Regions from separate parts of the Homo sapiens genome. Here region 1 is linked to region 2. A link is a loop called in an ENCODE intact Hi-C map of the cell type or tissue named here. Cell type or tissue: sigmoid colon. All regions are shown on one strand. Each heading gives the region's core, and the rest is flanking DNA. Links, peaks and the distances in the headings are about the cores only.

Region 1 (5,339 bases), core at 340-5,339, 230 kb before region 2:
AAAAAAAAAAAAAAAAAAAGTCTATTTCCCTTCCCAGATTTACAATCATTTTATCAAGTAGTCAAGATGTTACAACAAAACATTAAAGATGTCCAGATTCTAAGGAAACTGGAAACTCAACAACTCTACATTATGTCACTCCATTAATCAAAAATATTTAAAATAAAAATGTTTCAGGAATAGAAGAAATATCTCCTATATCTTGGTTAGGTGTGTAACTTCACTAATTAAACAGGAATATTAATCACAGTAGTATGGTGAGGCCCCGTCTCATCTCCAAACTGGTTAGGGTCTTATGGACCAAGTCAGTAGTCTGACAAGTTGTTTACTAATAAATAGGCTACGGCCATTTGGTAGGCTGTTATTACTAATGCAGTTAAGTACATATATAGGGAACATGCTCTTAATTTAATTACAGCACGTCTTTAAATCCTAGCAGTTAAGTTCAATGTGTCTTTATTGAGACTTATTTCTTATTTATTTATTTTATTTTATTTTTTGAGACAGAGTTTCGCTCTTGTTACCCAGGCTGGAGCACAATGGTGCAATCTCGGCTCACTGCAACCTCCGTCTCCCGGGTTCAAGCAATTCTCCTGCCTCAGCCTCCCGAGTAGCTGGGATTACAGGCATGCACCACCATGCCCAGCTAATTTTTGTATTTTTAGTAGAGACAGGGTTTCTCCATGTTGGTCAGGCTGGTCTCGAGCTCCCGACCTCAGGTGATCCGCCCACCTTGGCCCCCCAAAGTGTTGGGATTACAGGCATGAGCCACCGCGCCCAGCATTGAGATTTATTTCTAACCCTGGATTTGGTAAATTCGATGAACTATACTACAGAATTATACCAAGTGGCTGACATTAGCATTTTCAAGTTGACTCATTGTGTGTTTCTCTAGATAACTTCAGAAATCTAGTAAATACCAGGCTTAGAAAGAAACACAAAAATCACCCTGTGGTCCCACCACTCTTATTTATTTATTTATTTATTTAGAGACAGAGTCTCACCTGTCACCCAGGCTGAAGTGCAGTGGCATGATCTCAGCTCACTGCAACCTCCGTCTCCGGGGCTCAAGTGATCCTCCTACCTCTGCCTCCTGGACCACAGGCACCTGCCACCACACCCAGCTAATTTTTTTTTTTCTATTTTTGGTAAAGACCGGGTTTCACCATGTTGCTGAGGCTGGTCATGAACTCCTGAGCTCAAGCAATTCGTCCACCTAGGCTGCCCAGAGTGCTAGAATTACGGGCATAAGCCACGGCACCCAGCCCACCCCCCATTTTTTAATCTTTATTGTTTTGCAATAAAATTTGGAGAAAAAACAGTAGAGGTAGAGAGAATTTTCTTCTAAATTTATCTAGAGCATAAACATAAAGCAAGAAACTAATCCAAACCAAGCTTTAACTTTTTTTTTTTTTTTGGAACTTATAGACTAGTTTTGGAGTATAAAATCCCTATCAGAAGAGCTCACGTAGTTAAAAGAAAATGTTCCATCCCCATAAAGATGCTTTCGAAAAGGTATACCAGATTTCACCATTTCCAAGAATACTTTATCTTATTCACTGCTCACCAAATGACAATGGCTCTTAATTCTAAGTTTTGGCTGTAAAGTTGGTTATATGATTCTAGAAGGATATACTCTAAGTTGTTAAAAGTATATGGATACCTGAAGTATTTCATCGAAAGTGACAGAAGTCTATTTGAGAAGCTATCAGAAAGAAATACGATGACCGAAGTTCACACTGTTGTGCCCCTTATTCACTTAGAATTGTGACTTAGCAAAGAAAGACATGACTTACACCAACCCAAAAAACATTTGTTCAACAAATTGTGTTAAGATTCCAAGGGAGATCATTAACTTATTAAAGTAAAGAAATTAAAACACATACACACAAAACTTTTAGTAATACTCATTTGTTTTCCAGTTACATAGATTTTCTACTCATTGCAGCTCAAACAAATGCCTGTATTTGCTACTACACACTACCATATGTACCTGTGTAGAGCAATAACTTAATTTGTCATGTCATAATTAAGAATAAGCTGCTGGCTGGGTGTGGGAGCGCACACCTGTAATCCCAGCACTTTGGGAGCTGAGGTGGGTGGACTGTTTGAGCTCAGGAGTTCGAGACCAGCGAAAGCCTGTCTCTACCAATACAAAAAAATTAGCCAGGTACGGTGGTGTGTGCCTGTAGTCCCAGCTACTCAGGAGACTGAGGTGGGAGGATTGCTCGAGCCCAGGAGATGGAGCCTGCAGTGAGCCAAGATCACAGCACTGCATGGGTGACAGAGTGAGACCCTGTCTTAAAAAAAAAAAGAAAAAGAAAGAAAAAGCTGCTATTTTTGCTATTTTTTCTTTTCAGATAAGCTTTATGATGACTAAATTTTGAAAACAGATATTCTAAGCATAATCTGTTTATTTTCCTGTCTTTACAAAATCAAGCAAAAGGGTCTGCATTTCCAGTTGTCAAACTTTTCTGTTTTGCAATGACTAATAATTTTGAGCGTGGAAACTTCCCCAAGAAAAATGCATTTATGCCAAATTGCAGATAATATTCTGTTAAGTTTCTGAAGCATCAATCTATTTGATTAGAGGCTTGACTTTCTTTCAGAAGGGGAAAAAAGAAACACATATTCCATATTTATATATGCTTCTATACGCTCCCAACAATCACCTGAAAAAAATAGAACCCTACATTGTCAGAACTAGAATTTAACATGAAAGTTTAAGATATGGAATAGAAAAATATCTGATTTCTAAAACTAAAAAATCAGGTCATGATATTTGAGCACTTTAAGATTTAGAGAAAGCTTTTATCTACCCAGTGTTTCATACTGTTTATACCATGTTTTGGAAAATTTCTGGTATCTCAGAAGTTTTATGTTAGAAGATACTCTGAGCTATAGGTGCTTTTATATTTGATCCTAAAATTGACCCAGAGCAAAGGACATCCCTACAATTTAAAAATATCCAGTGAGCCCTTGCCTTTACCTTCTCTACCCACTGGATTCGGAAATAATCAAAGCAGGGTACGCGAGTCACAAGATTTTCCAGAACTGGCTGGACTGATTACCTAATGGCATATGCCAAACTGAATATCCACATTAAAAGGTCCTGATATGGGTTGGACACAGTGGCTCACGCCTGCAACCCCAGCACTTCTGGAGGCTGAGGTGGGCAGATCGCTTGAAACCAGGAGTTCGAGACCAGCCTGGGCAACATAGGGAAACCCTGTCTCTACAAAAAAATAGAAAAATTAGCTGGGCGTGGTGGTGTATGCCTGTGGTTCCAGCTATTCAGGAGGCTGGAGCAGGAGGATCACTTGTGCCTGAGAGGTTGAAGCTGCAGTAAGCCAAGATCATGCCACTGCACACCAGCCTGAGTGACAAAGTGAAACCCTATCTCAAAAAAAAAAAAAAAAAAAAAAAAAGTCTGATATGGATATGAGCCCTTGGGCATTTTTCCTTAGTCTGATATCAATATGAGCCCTTGGACATTTTTCCTTAGTGGAGCTGACTGAGCTGTGTTAAAGGTACATGCTCACTAGATCATGACATTCCCTCATTATAATCCCTCGGATGACTGACCATATTAGGAATAAAGTCCAAGGCCAAGCCCGTGAGAATGTATTCATGTAAACTTAATCACAATAGATTTTTTATACAAAAGAAAGAAAATCACACTCTAATGAATCAAGTTAATCAGATTTTTTTTTTAAGGCTATAATCCAAAATGATGTCTACCACACCTTTATTTGTGTTTTAAACAAGTAACTTCCTTTAAAACAAAACAAAAGAATTCCTTCCAGCCTCTCAGGCAGGAAGGCTTCTGCCCAAGGTCCACTGAGGTCTAGACTACTGGTAAAATCCAGAGTCATAAGAACTTGTGCTTTTGAGCTGGGACAGGGCGTGCCAAGGGCAGAGTCTTCCTTTGAGTAATCCACTTTATAGACACAACCAGTCCCTTATAAGGCTTCAGTGTCTGAGAGTAATCTAAGTGAACACACTTAACAGGACACCAAAATGTAGCCTGTTTCCTATTTTGGAGTAACCTGAAGCAGCAATAAGAGTAGGTACCAAAACATCTATGATCATTCTGGTCCTTGGTAGGAATACAGTCACTTAGAACACTGGGAAAATAGCTCTATGTCAAGAAAATGTTTTCCTACCTGTAGCATACCTGTATGCCAGGGTATTATCAATAAACTTAGGGTCATCATTTTATACCTCTTCATTGCTCAAAATGGTCTGAGATGCTACAGTATGATATACATGCTATTATACAACAAGCAGATAATTCAAGCCAACCCAATGGGGCCAATTGAAGAGGGAAGGATTCTGCAGTTTATATCAACTCCCAGGAAATCAGATGTAACAAATTCGAGTTTCTGAATAAATACCACTCTGACACTCCCACAGGAAAAACACATGCCAATTAGAAGTCCCTCCTGTATTTGTGGCACATAATTGGCCTAGGGCTGTTTGCTCCATTGCCTCTAATTGGAGTCTTACCCAGGAAGGCTCCTGGGAAGCAATGTAAAAATTGGAATTTCAGGCAGTACAGAACTGCAGCAAACTTCCTGGTAGAAGTGCAATGAATGTGTCTATTTCTATCTAATAGTCAGGCCCAGAAAAACAGTAAGACAGCACACACAAGAACAAAATTACTATTATTCTAGACGTGCACTGCAAAGTGATGTTCGTGTTGTATATTGACATCTAGCTAAAGAAAGTCAATAACCTATGTAACTCTTACAACTCAAAAACCTTTGTACTCAATGTGAATCAAACTTCCTTACTGAAGGAAAAAAACTGAAAGGTAGAAAAAGAATAAGATATTTGTCCTTGTGTTAAGTTGCTAAATACAGTACAAACTGCTTCCATTGGAAAGGAGAGTAAGAAAAGATGTGTTTTTTAAAATGACTGTTTAAAGTTGTTCTTATAACACATGTTCTTTGTAAAAAGATTAGACAATATAAAAAGACAAAAATGAAAATAAAACCAAGAGTCACTGGCAGTCCCACGAATCATAACTATTTTGATATATATTTTATTGTTATTTATTTTCCTAAGACAGGTTCTTGCTATGTTGCCCAGTCTGGTCTCAAACTCCTGGACTCAAGTGATCCTCCCAGCACAGCCTCCCAAGTGGGATTACAATTGCCCCACACTCAGCTATTCTGGTGTATACAGTTGTAGACTTCTTTTTCCCCTAGAAAAGTAAAGACTTTTACAATTTGTGGTAAGCCTACCAATCTGTATTAAAGTTAGGTTTCTTCTCACTGGTGTATACAGGAACAGCTATGTCCTTTTAGAAGTCTGTGTGCCTACCTGTATTAACT
Region 2 (6,408 bases), core at 1,409-6,408:
TTCATTTTCTTAATTGTGGTGATGGTTATATATATCTCAAAGCTTATCAAAATGCACACTTTAAATATTTGCAATTGTAGCCTAGTCAACATGGTGAAACCCCGTCTCTGCAAAAAATATAAAAATTAGTCTGGCGTGGTGGTGCGTGCCTGTAGTCCCAGCAACTCCAGGGGCTGAGGCAGGAGGATAGCTTGAGCCTAGGAGGTAGAGGTTGCAGTGAGCTGAGATCATGTCACTGCATTCCAGCCTGGGTGACAGAGTGAGACCCTGCCTCAAAAAAAAAAAAAAAAAGAAAATATTCGCAGTTGTGTGTATTTTACTAAAGCTGTAAAAATGAAATTAAATGTAATGAACTTTAGAACTATAAAACTTGGCTAGGCACAGTGGCTCATGCCTGTAATCCCAGCACTTTGAGAGGGTGAAGCAGGAGAGTTGCTTGAGCCCAGGACTTCGAGACCAGCCTGGGCAACATGGTGACACAGCGTCTCCACAAAAACTACAAAAATTAGCCAAGTGTGGAGGGAAGCACCTGTAGTTTCAGCTACTCAGGAGGCTGAAGTGGGAGGATAGCTTGGGCCCAAGAGATTAAGGCTACAATGAGCCATGATCGTGCCATTGCACTCCAGCCTGGGTGACAGAGTGAGACTCTGTCTCAAAAAAATTATATATGTCTATATATATCTTATTTGAAATTCATAAAACTAATGTGTAAAAAATTTAAATAAACTTTGATGTTCTTTGTAAGTTTGTAGCATTTATACTTCTGAAATAGAAGTATACTTAATAGAACGTACTTCTATTAGAGCTTAAAAGTGCTTTAAAACTTTTAAGGATATCAGTCTTGTAGGTCTATAGCCTCAGGGGCCCTGGGGTGGGACCCGGGAATCCTTGCTCTTTCAAAGAGTAAGGTGGGAAACAGCATAATCTCTTCTCTCTCTCCGTCTCTCTCTCTGTCTTTCTCTCTCCCTCTCTTTAGCTCTCTGGCTTTTCACAAACCCATGAGATAGGTATTTCTAAAGATGAGGGATCGGAGGCTCAGAGAGGCTCGGTGACTTGCCTCAGGTCACACAGCTCATTAACAACGGTGCTGGGATTGGAGTGCAGGCAGTCTGACTCCAAAGCCCACACAGGCAGGGGCTGGGGGCACTTACATCATCTCAAACTCCCCAGTCCCTGTTCCTTGTTGGCCACTGACCGCAGAGCTCTCAAGAGCCCCAGGCTGGTGCATTCCCCACTAACATCAAAGGGCCCCAGGCTTCAAAGGCAGGTGAGGAAGATGCACATACCCCATACCTGGCTGGGTATGCAGGGAAGCCTGGGAGAGCTAATACGATTAAGCAGAGACCCAGTGGGGCCGGAAGTAGCTTCCCTGAGTAGATCATTCACTGGAAGTGGCTTGCATACATTCTCACCCACCAACCACCCTCAGAGTCTTTCATTCTAGGGCTACTAGCAAAACCTCTGGACACTTGGGAATTAGGACAGCAGTGGGGGCTGTGCCAATTGAGTGTCCATCCCATAGATGGACAAACTTGTTTGAAGCCAATTGTTACCAAATTTGTGCCAGGCATGGTGCTGAGTGCTTCAGACTTGTCTCATTTTTATTCTGAAATTAGGTACAGGGTAACTATGTTAAATGCATGACTCCAAGGAGCTCCTTTGATGTTGCATTCTGTAGGTATAATTATTCCCATTTTACTGATGAGAAAATGAAGGCTTGGAATACCTGCCCAAGGTCAAGTTGGTACTAAGTGGCTAGAATTGGTACCCAGGACTATTTTGATTCTAAACTCCATTCCCTGCCTTGGCCATCAGGAGGGACAAACAGCTAAGACACCAGCATGTTCTCCTGGCCCTTTCCGTTTACTCTGGGTGTCAGGAGTGTCAGGGGTGGCAGGAGCGATCTGTGCCTGTTTGCCCACAGATCACCCCACATATCTTTAGGGAATGGGAAATGGGCAATCTAAAGCTGAGATCATCTCCTCATGATTCGAGATGTTACAAAACTACAAGGCCTCCCCGACCTTCTCCCATTGCTCCCGTGTTCATGCCCCCATCCCCCAATCATTCTCCCACCAACCTGCGCTGCAAACACTCCCTGACCAAGGCTGCTGTTTCAGAGCCAGAAAGCGCTGGGGTTATGAGGAGTGAGGGAGGCTCCAAGCGCAGGGCCACTTCCCCCCAGCTCCTGTCTTGGCCACACCAGCCTCCCTCCCAGGGGAGCTTCCAGCCCAACCTTCCCAGCCTATTCTTGCCTACTCCTGCCCTCCCACCCCACCCCTCAGCTCCGTTTTTCTGTCCTCTCTGTCCCTGTCCGACCTTTCCTTCCCCACTGGAAGATCTAAGGTCACATACCCTTTCTCTGCCTGTACCTGCCTCAGGTCCTGAGCTGCCCCATCAGGGATGGTGGGGTCAGTAACAAAAATTTGGAGGGACCCACCCTGCTGGGAAAATCGTCCTTGATGGGAAAGTGCAGCCAAGGAAACTCCCTGAGGGCAGAGGTGGGGGAGCAGGAGGGTTGTTTAAATTAGTACCAGTTAGGCTGGGGTATGGGGGGCAGCACACCTAGGTCCTGCTCCCAGCTCAACCCTGACCAGCACATGACCTTATTGAGCCTCAGTTTCCACATCTAGGATGATTCCTAGCCCTGTCGCCGCACTTGACTGTCCTATGCTTGGTGGAGCTCTGAGGCCAGCGGGTGGAAGTGTCTCCTAACATTCAGGGCCTGTACAGTTTCTTCTCCCTCTCCTCTACCCACTCTTTGATGAAATGCAGCCAATTCCCACACACCCCCCTGCCCCCCTCCCCTGCCTGCTTAGTTCTTATGTATTGTGCTATTGTGCTTTTTTTGTTTTTTTTTTTTGTTTTCAGATGGAGTTTCACTCTTGTTGCCCAGGCTGGAGTGCAATGACGCGGTCTCGGCTCACTGCAAACTCCACTTCCTGAGTTCAACCGATTCTCCTGCCTCAGCCCCCCAAGTAGCTGGGATTACAGGCGCCTGCCACCACACCGGCTAATTTTTGTATTTTTAGTAGAGACAGGGTTTCACCATGTTGGCCAGGCTGGTCTGGTCTTGAACTCCTGATCTCAGGTGATTCACCCGCCTCGGCCTCCCAAAGTGCTGGGATTACAGGCGTGAGCCACCGTGCCCATCCCGTATTGTGCTTTTTAAACACAAAATGAATGCCTATTCGCTGTAGAAAATTTGCAGACTATATAACGGTATATACAGGAAGAGAAAAATCCCCTGTAACCCCATGATCTAGATATAACCATGGTTAATATTTTGGGGGTACATTCTTCCTGTCCCCTGCACTTAGGTATTTATGTGCACATGCATTTATGTGCACTTAGAAGATTCACACAATGTGAACTGTTCTGTAAACTACTTCTTTTATGAAACCAGAACATCTTTCCGGGCCATAAAGCATCCTCTCCACTACCATTTAAAAATAAACGTTGGCTGGGTGTGGTGGCTCATGTCTGTAATCTCAGCACTTTGGGAGGCCAAGGCAGGCAGATTGTTTGAGCCCAGGAGTTCGAGACCAGCCTGGCCAACATGGTGAAACCTCGTCTCTACTGACAATACAATAATTAGCCGAATGTGGTGGCAGACACCTGTAATCCCAGCTACTCAGAAGACTGAGGCAGGAGAATCGCTTGAACCCGGGAGGCGGAGGTTGCAGTGAGCCGAGTTCTCGCTACTGCTCTCCAGCGTGGGCGACAGAGGGAGACTCCGCCTAAAAAAAAAAAAGTTGCTTAATTCTTTAGGCTTCCTCCTCCAGGAAGCCAGCCTGGAGGATTTCTCCAGCCCAGTCAGCCTCTCTCAGGGTCCTTACACCGTGTTCCCTGTTATCCACCTTCTCTTAGACTGTGAGCTTCCAGGGGACAGAAGCCCCCTCTGGACCCTTTCACTCAGTGCCCGGTGTACGTAATAGATGCTTAATAAATGAGGCTGGAAAGGGTACTTTTCTTGATTGCTGTCAGCAGGAGGAGGCTGAGGCAGAGGAAAAGAGCACTGGACTTGGAGTCGGCGTGCCTGCCTGCCTGCCTCTAGCTTCGCAATCTTGTTTGCAGCGAAGGGGCATAGTGGTCTGTGCGGCGCGGTGCCCAGTCCCGCCCGCCCCGCCGCGCCTGGCCGGGCGCCTGGCACAGCCCAGGCGCTCAGCGGAGGCCCCAGGCATGGCAGGACCTACGGAGCCCGGTGAGGTGAGCGCGCCAGGCCGGCCGGCTGGGCTGGAGGCAGAGGCCCAGGCGCCCGCCCTCGTGGGAAAGCGCGCGGAGGGCGACCCGGGTGAGTCAGCCGAAGAGCAGACGGGCTGCGGAGCAAGAAGACCGAGGCTGGAGGCGGCAGTGAGTGTTCCCGCCGGGCGGGTGGCGTTGTCGCCGCCAAGGGGGACCCGCCCCTCTCCCCTGTTCCCCGCACTGCCGGTCCCGCCGCCGGGGCCGGGACAAGAGCCTAGTGAGACAGAGACGCTCCGGCGCGAGCTCCTGCCCAGGCCCTGTGGTCGGGCGGGGTGGGGGTTACCCAGGGCTCTGCCCTCAGCGGGATGTGTCCCCTCCCATCTGTCCCGTCCCCTCGCTGGGCTTCTGTCCAGTGGCCTCATTCTGTTGCTGCTGGTGGGAAGGGTGGGATGTGCCTGCTTGGTAAATTGTGGGGCGCCACCAAACGCGGGGGGCCCCCATTTGGTGCCAGGCGAGGCCTGGTGCGTGGGCAGGAGAGTCAGGATGGGCCCCGCACACCATCACCGCCTTACCGCGGTGCTGCACTGCTAAACCAAGGGATTACTGCTGTTCCTGGGCTCAGGGAGAGAGCGGCTCCCCCACCTTTATCCCCCGCCATCCGCCCACCCACTGCTTCACCCTTCCCCCATCCCACCCCACCCCACTCCAAGCCCCAGGGAGCCCGGTTTATAAGAGCCACTGCCACCGTTTGTCCATCGCTCACTGGGACGCTGCTTTGTGATAAACATTTTGCACAGTTACCTCAGTTAGCCCTCCCGCTGGCACTATACTGACGGCTCCCTTTTCAGATGAGGAACCGGGGCTCGGAGAGGTGAAGTCACTTCTTCAAGGTCACTGCAGTCAGAGGCGGAGCTGCCCTGAGGCTAATTGAAGCTTAAGTTTCAGACCCTTGCAAGGCCCGGACCTAATTTTTGCATTTGTATTTTTGTGTTCTTTTCCTTTAAAAGCCCCCTCCCGCGACAGTAGGAGGGTCAAGCCCCTTCAAAATGGATCTCTCTGACCGTGCCTGGTCTGTCTGCTGTCCTCTGTGGCACTGCCTCGGATGGGTGGGGATGGGGGGGTTGCTGGGGCTGGGCAGTGCCAACCTGGCATGGAGGGAAGGACGTCCAGATTTGGTCAAGGGGCCCACATGACCTTTGCATGAGTCTTGGCAGACTCCAAACAGCCTGCTGTGCGCGGAGCCAGCTTAGGCAGAGCCCCCGCCTTGTGACGTTGGGATCTTCTCTGGGACTCAGCTGTCCTCATCTGAGTTAGGGGTGGTTATTATGGGGTAACTGCAGACACAAGGTGAAAGTGGAAGGAACAGAGGCTGGAAAGCTCGGAGCCCTGCCTGTCCTCCGTTCCCCCACGTACTCCCCCTCAGCCACCCCATAGGTGAACGCCACTCTGCCCTGTGCCCTCATCTTCACAGCCAGCCCTCTCCCCTCCAGCTGCCGCACCTTCTCCACAGCAGTTGTCCGTGGTGCCTACACTCCCCGCTTCACGGTCACCCTTCACCCGGTTCCATTGTGTGCCTCCTGCCTCCACCCACCATGGCGTCTGCCCTGGCTTGGGTTGTATAGGAGAGACTCCGTGTTACCAAATTGGCTCCAGCCCTGCCTGGCCGCACAGCAGCCTTTGACACGATTGAAATGCTCCCCACCTCTTAGCTTTCGTGCGGCTAAGCTTCCCTTCCGCCGTCTGGGCCCCTGCTCAGTCCTCTTTGTCTTCTGAGCCTCTTCCCCCTGCCCCAGGCCTCCCCTCCCCTCGAAGCCCGCCCTCCAAGGCTGTGCTTCGACTTCTCTTCTCCCCTGCGGTTACTTGCCTCTCCTGGAGGGTCTCACCCATCCTGGGGCTTAAAAGCCACCAATGCCCATGGTGCCCGGCCTTTGTCTACCCCAGACCAGTCCTCAGAACTCTGGACCCCTGCACCCACCGGCCTACCGTGCGTCTCCCGTGGGCTCCCTCACAGTCATCTCCGGCTCCATTCATCAAGACTGAACTCCTCTGCGCCTTCTCCAGCGTTCTGTCTGCAGCCAAGCCCCTGATTCCTGATTCCTTCCTCCCTCAACACCACAACATCCAACCTCATACCAGCCATGTGGATCCCACTTCCAAAATGGCTCTCTAGAATCCACCTGCTCCTCCCCATCTCTTCTGTCACCACCTGGTCCCAGCCACCAT

Evidence for each region. A loop is a pair of places that touch in the nucleus more often than their neighbours do. Peaks named below come from ENCODE experiments on the same cell type or tissue, not always from the same donor. Only the 100,000 strongest peaks of a DNase experiment are listed, where the experiment ranks them.
Region 1: a loop joins it to region 2, with 4 times the contacts of the local background. A loop is called at or near these places in 2 of 110 quality-filtered maps.

Annotation. Positions count from the first base shown.
Region 1 is chr10:70,224,248-70,229,586 of GRCh38, forward strand. All of the region lies in intron 2 of PPA1 (inorganic pyrophosphatase 1), which reads right to left. Among named protein-coding and RNA genes, the nearest start is that of PPA1, 6.5 kb to the right of the region's middle. In sigmoid colon, for the core only: no CTCF peak of the experiment used is centred there; no DNase peak of the experiment used is centred there; H3K27ac peaks cover 1,436 bases.
Region 2 is chr10:70,454,214-70,460,621 of GRCh38, forward strand. It overlaps a transcript of PALD1 not described here. Among named protein-coding and RNA genes, the nearest start is that of NODAL, 16 kb to the left of the region's middle. RefSeq lists enhancers at 985-1,511, 1,512-2,037 and a silencer at 1,100-1,394. In sigmoid colon, for the core only: no CTCF peak of the experiment used is centred there; DNase peaks (open chromatin) are centred at 4,268, 5,064 and 5,388; H3K4me3 peaks cover 1,319 bases.